Linked DNA regions of Homo sapiens: region 1 is linked to region 2. Evidence: chromatin loops called from intact Hi-C (ENCODE). Cell type or tissue: heart right ventricle. All regions are shown on one strand. Each heading gives the region's core, and the rest is flanking DNA. Links, peaks and the distances in the headings are about the cores only. Region 1 overlaps LOC124903689 (a long non-coding RNA gene). Region 2 has its middle 280 kb from the start of N4BP1.

Region 1 (2,915 bases), core at 328-2,827, 460 kb before region 2:
TGCTGACACCTCTCGGCTATTGTGAATAACACTGCCAGGAACATAGGTGAACGTGTACCTGTTTGAGTACTCACTTTCATTGATGTAATATTTTGTAAAAAATCAAAATTTATGCAAAAAATCCACAATGAATAAAATATCATTTTTTTTAAAAAAGGGTATTGCTTTGTCACCCAGGCTACAGTGCAGTGGCACAAATGTGGCTCACTGTAGCCTCAACCTCCCAGGTTCAAGTGATTCTCCCGCCTCAGCCTCCCAAGTAGCTGGGACTACAAGTGTGTGCCACCACACCCAGCTAATTTTTGTATTTTTTTTTTTTTTGTAGAAATGTGATTTCATTATGTTGCTCAGGAAGGTCGTCTTGAACCCCTGGGCTCAAGTGATCTGCTGGCCTCAGCCTCGCAAAATGCTGGCATTACAGACGTAAGCCACTGTGCCTGGCCTCAAAATTTTAAATAAAGACAACATCAGTAACCGTGGTCACTGTACTGAGCCATATCAGAGCACAGGCAGTGGAAGATGGGCAGTGCTTGCTGTGCATGATCCTGTCATTACTCCCCTTTTGAGGCTGAGCCTGAGGTGGGCCATCTTCTCCTTACCCTCAGCCTGGCCCTCCCTCCAGAGATTGAAGTGAGCCTGCGCTGAGTATGCCAGGCCTGGGAGCCTCATCTTCCCCAGCCTCACTGGGCCGATTTAGAAACTAGGGCCACAGAGGAGGTTCAAGGTTGCACAGTGAAGCTGGGGTTCCCTCTCCCCTTGGATAGATCCATCTTCATTAGCCCATCAGATAACAGCACCTCCCAGGCAGCTGAACTGTGGAGACAGCCACTGTGTCTTCCTTCCCTTTGAGTTGCTTTGCCAAGTGACAAAGCAAGAGATGTGTGTCCCCACTCAGAGTTGGTTTGCAGAGATTGGTTTGGGGCCATTCTAATGAGACAGGTGATGATGCTCTCGTCAGTTACCCCTTAGGTGGCCTGGGGCTGTGTGCAGGGGCTCAAGTGTGGGGACACCTGCCTGTGAGCCTGAGCTCCAACCAGGAGGAAGATGCCTGCTTCTGAGCTCACAGCCCCAAAGAGTTGAAAACCAATTCAGTCCCCCAAAGAGAACTGCCTCCTTTAGTCATTGAACACTTGGTGCACTCCTACTGCGTGCCAGGCACTGAGTGGGGCGGGCAATGAGGGTTGATAAGGAGAGGAGTTGGCCGTGGTCCTGACTTTAAGAAGCGCGTGGCTCAATAAAAGTTTTGCCCATTCGTCAGGAATTGAGATGTCTGGGGAAATGTATACGGAGGGCAAACCAGGGGGTGGTGAGAAGCCAGCTTGGCTCATCCTTGGCTGGGGATGTGTGTGTGTGATATGTGAGTGGAGTGGGTGATAGGTGTTTGTGTAATGCATGTATATTAGTTTGTGCGCACATGTATGAGTGTGTTTGCATGTGTGAATGTGTGTGTGAGAATGTGCATGTGTCTGTGTGCGAGTGTGATTGTGTGTTCACATATGCCAGAATGTGCATGTGTGTGTGAGTGTAAATGTGTGTGGGCATGTGTATGAGTGTGAGTGTGCGCGTGCACGTGTGTGTGTCTGTGTGTGTGTAAACGTGCATGTGTGCATTGTGTGTGTGTGTGCGCCTGTGTGCATGTATGAGTATGCGCATTTGTGCTCTTGCATGTGTGCTTGTGTGTATGAGTGTGTGCGTTGGGAGGGGGGTGGGGTGCTGGCTGTGGAAGGGCCACCCTTGCCTTGGGCTACCCTAGAGGAGACACCGGCTCCGAGGCACGGACCTTGCCTGCTATCTTGAGACCGACCAGCAGATGGCGGAATTGCAACGGGAAAGTCCGGGACCTCTGGTGCTGGGGAGTCGGAGGAGGGAAGGAATGAGAGGGAGGAGGGAGAGCATCTGAATCTGTTGGAGCTGCCGTGACAAAATACCATAGACTTGGGGGCTTAAGCAACAGAAATTTATTTATCACAATTCTGGAGGCTAGGAGTCAAGATCAAGGTGCCGGTGAAGCAAGGCTTCCGTCTGAGTCCCCTTCTCTGGCGTGTGGGCGGCTGCTGCCTCGCTGTGGTCGTCCCTCCATGGGGAGGGACCCCTTTTCCTCTTCTCATAAGGACCCCAGTCCCATCGGTTCAGGGCCCCATCTTTACAACCTCATTTAACCTCAGTTACCTCCTAAAGACCCTGTCTCCAAACACAGTCACATTGGGGGTTAGGAATGCATTTGCAGGGAATTCAAACATTCAGTCAATAGCATGGAGAGAGGAGAAAGAGACAGGGAGAGAGAGGGAGAGGGGAAGGAGAGGGAAGAGAAGATGGGGCAGACCCCGTGGCACTGGTGCAGGTCCGGACGGCTGGTGTGGGCAGCCTGGCCGTGACTCCATTGCGACGCTGAGAAGCTCCTTTTCACTTTGGGTAGCTCATCCTCACCTCTAAAGGAGGTGAGGGCCCACCTGCACCTTTTGAAGTAGCAACAAACTTGCAGACAGCAGCTCTCCAGTGCCTCCCTGCTTTTACACTGAGTGACGCAGCAGCCCGGGAGGGGCACTGCCACTGTCTCCACCTGCAGACAAGGTCAGGGAAGTGAACTGGCTGCCCACAGCCCCACAGCTTCGTGTGGTCTAAGCAGTAGGGAGGGAGCTCTGAGGGGGTGGAAGATACAATACAGACCTGAAGGAAACTCAGAACTCCTTGGCACAGCCCATGTTGACAAGCTGGGCCCCCACTGGGGGTCCTTCCTGAAGCCTCCCCAAAACCTCTGAGAAAGGGCCGGCTTGATGGGTGTCCCTTGCAGTGAGCACAGGTCCTGGAAGCTGGCCCGGAGACGGAGCGTGCAAGAAAGCACTCCCTGGACACACGGTTACCCGACAAAGTTGCCTGAGTTGGGGGCCTCTGTCCAGCCTGGGCGTGCTGGATGG
Region 2 (2,915 bases), core at 87-2,586:
AATTCAAGTTCTGGTTCTCCTATCAACGAACTGTGTGATTTTAGGCCAACCACACCACCTATCTGCACCTCTGATTCTCCATATGTAAAATGGGGTGAGTGATCCCCATGACACTGTAGTCTGGGCAGCAGCATAAATGGAGTCATTTGCAGAGCTCTTGGCACAGGTCATGGCCTACTTTCATTCCCCATTCCTAACTGGGCTAGTAAGCCCAGTATCACCTCCAGCTCACAAACAGGTAGAGTCCAAGGATCGGCTGGCCTCTAAAGCCTGGGTCTGGGGTACCTCCTCTCTGTAGAGGAGAGGCTTGTGTCTTTGGCCCAGCCTCAAGCTTCCATGCAAGGAAACATGCCATGCTCCTTATATAAGATGTTGTTTGTGCCTGATCCACATCCCCTTCACTGGGCAAGTTATAAACCACGTACCCTGCAAGTTTGGGGTGCTAAGGACTCACAGCTGTACCCTGATCTGGAGGATTGCCCTTGACTGATGGGAACCACCTCACCTGGAGGAACTGGTGGAATTAGTCCCAGCCACATCTCTGCCCTGCAGGGGGCCTGTGAGTAGTGCCTGGCACAGGGGTTCAAAAGCCAAAATTCCTTGTGGCCATTCATGTTCCAAGACCTCCTGGAGGGACAAAGCTGAGACTCCATGTCAGCTGGAATGACATCTCTTCTTCTTTACCTGCCCCATCCTGCCTTTCTCATTTCCTTACCTGTTTCTTCCGAGTGCACTCCCTAGGTAAATCACTTGCACGAGAATTCCCATTCCAGACTCTGATTTCAGGGAATCTGACCAAAGATGTCTTTGTGCACTAGATGAGATGTTTTCAGCAGAAGGAAGAATAAGGTGGCTCCTGCAGAAGCCAGACCTGGCTGACATTTCCCCTAAATGAAGGTCGTCTGATGGAGGATGTGGAGAGGGGAAGGGACCTGGATCACCCTGTCAGACACGCAGAGGAGACCAACCTCTGGAAGGCAGAACCCCGGACAGCTCCTGGGATCTCAGTGGCAGTGAGTCCTTCTCTATAAGGCTCTGGCCTTACCAGGACTCAGCTCCGACCATGGAGAGCCCGTAGGACAAAAGGTAAACATTTTGCTACAGCCAACAAGGCCCCATGAGATCCAGTCCTGCCTGCCTCTCCAGATTCATGGCATAACACTGTCTCCCTGGCTCAACACCCTTCAGCCATGTCAGACCTGCTTCTAATACCATATAATGCCATACGTCCCCTTCTCAGGGGGTTTTCTGCCCCTTTGTCCTGGAAATCCCTTCTCCAGTTCTTCCCATGACTAAGTCCTCATCTAGGACTTAGCTTCCATGACCCTTCTCCGAGAAGTCTTCCCTGTTCACCTGGTCATTCTTGAACACATTTCCCTGTTTTATTTCCTTGATAGCAGTTATCATCTGAAATTATGTTTGTATTTATTTATGTGTGTGTGTTTGTGTGTGTTTGTTTAAAATCTATGTTGGCATGAAGAGTTCTGAATCCCCAACTTGTAGAACAATATCAGACACATAATAGGTGCTCAATAAAATTCTACAAATAAAAGAATGATTGTGCTCGAGTTTCTGAGTCTCAGTTCCAAGTGTCATGTTTCCAGGAGGAGGAATCTGAACAGCTCAGCTTGGTAATCCTTCTCCACTCCCACCCAGACCTATCACACATCCTCCTTGACCCTGACTAATGATATACAGACATGCCCATTGGAGGGCATCCCTCAGGGATTGAGCACACATTCTAGAGAAGGAGGAGCCCAATATAGGAGCCCCTAGCTGTGTTTACCATACACATGAACCAGGGCTTGAATCAGCTGCTGTGCAACCCACATGGCCATGCTTATTGCTGCAGGTTTGCCCCATGGGTGCTGGGTCCTGCCTCTTGGGCTGGACTGTAATCATCCCGTTGGGCTTTGTGTGCTGGGCCCTCACTCTGATCTCTGCAGCTGGGTCTTCCCTCAGTATCTTTAATTCCCCCCCTCACCTATGAAAGGGGAACCATTTAGACTCTCATTAGCTAGCTCCAATCAGCTAAACACTGGACATTTATGCTTCTTTTCCCTCACAGTCACCTTCACACACATTTCACCCAGTCCTTAACCACACTGTGATGTAGTCAGAACAAAAATGCATCCTCACTGGGGCGCTAAGCTAAAAGATGGAATTTTTGGCCCACTAAGGAGGGAGGCTGCCTAGGATTGAAGCCAACACAAATGAAAGCAGAGTGAAGTGATGGGGAGACAGTGTCCTAAGGATGTTTTCTGAGCCCTTTGTTCCTTTTTTTTTGGAAATGGAGTCTTGCTCTGTTACCTGTCACCCAGGCTGGAGTGCAGGGGTGCAATCTCGGCTCACTGCAATCTCTGCCTCCCAGGTTCAAGCAATTCTCCTGGCTCAGCCTCCCAAGTAGCTGGGACTACACGCGCAGACCACCAAGCCAGGCTGATTTTTTTGTTTTGTTTTGTTTTGTTTTTTTGTATTTCAGTAGATATGGGGTTTCACCGTGTTGGCCAGGCTGGTCTCAAACTCCTGAGTTCAGGCAATCTACCTGCCTTGGCCTCCCAAAGTGCTAGGATTACAGACGTGAGCCACCACTCCCAGCGAGCCCATTGTTCTTAAGCCAATTCTACCCATAGATTATTCAGACATATGAACACCCTCAAAAATGTGTGTGTGTGCGTGTGTGTGTGTGTGTATTTATGTTACATCAGTTTGAGTTGAGCCTTTGTCACTCAGTAAGCCCAGATAATGAAATCCCTGTCAACCTGACATTCTGGGCTCCTACTCCCAAACACACTCAGAATTTTAGAGAGAGCTTTTGATTCTTCTCCTTAAGCTCCAATTTGGAGCCACTAGCTAGGTATGCTATGTACTAATGTGAGAGACAGGTGGACTCCGGAGACAGAATGTCAGAGCCC

Evidence for each region. Peaks named below come from ENCODE experiments on the same cell type or tissue, not always from the same donor. Only the 100,000 strongest peaks of a DNase experiment are listed, where the experiment ranks them.
Region 1: a loop joins it to region 2, with 2.6 times the contacts of the local background. A loop is called at or near these places in 8 of 110 quality-filtered maps.

What each region holds. Positions count from the first base shown.
Region 1 is chr16:49,349,578-49,352,492 of GRCh38, reverse strand. It overlaps LOC124903689 (a long non-coding RNA gene), which reads right to left. Exons shown (of 2, transcript XR_007065068.1): 2 at 1,936-2,915. Among named protein-coding and RNA genes, the nearest start is that of C16orf78, 23 kb to the left of the region's middle. In heart right ventricle, for the core only: CTCF peaks have their summits at 1,600 and 1,809 (motif pointing right); a DNase peak (open chromatin) is centred at 1,792; H3K27me3 peaks cover 2,379 bases.
Region 2 is chr16:48,893,414-48,896,328 of GRCh38, reverse strand. No RefSeq gene overlaps it. Among named protein-coding and RNA genes, the nearest start is that of N4BP1, 280 kb to the right of the region's middle. In heart right ventricle, for the core only: no CTCF peak of the experiment used is centred there; no DNase peak of the experiment used is centred there; H3K27me3 peaks cover 896 bases.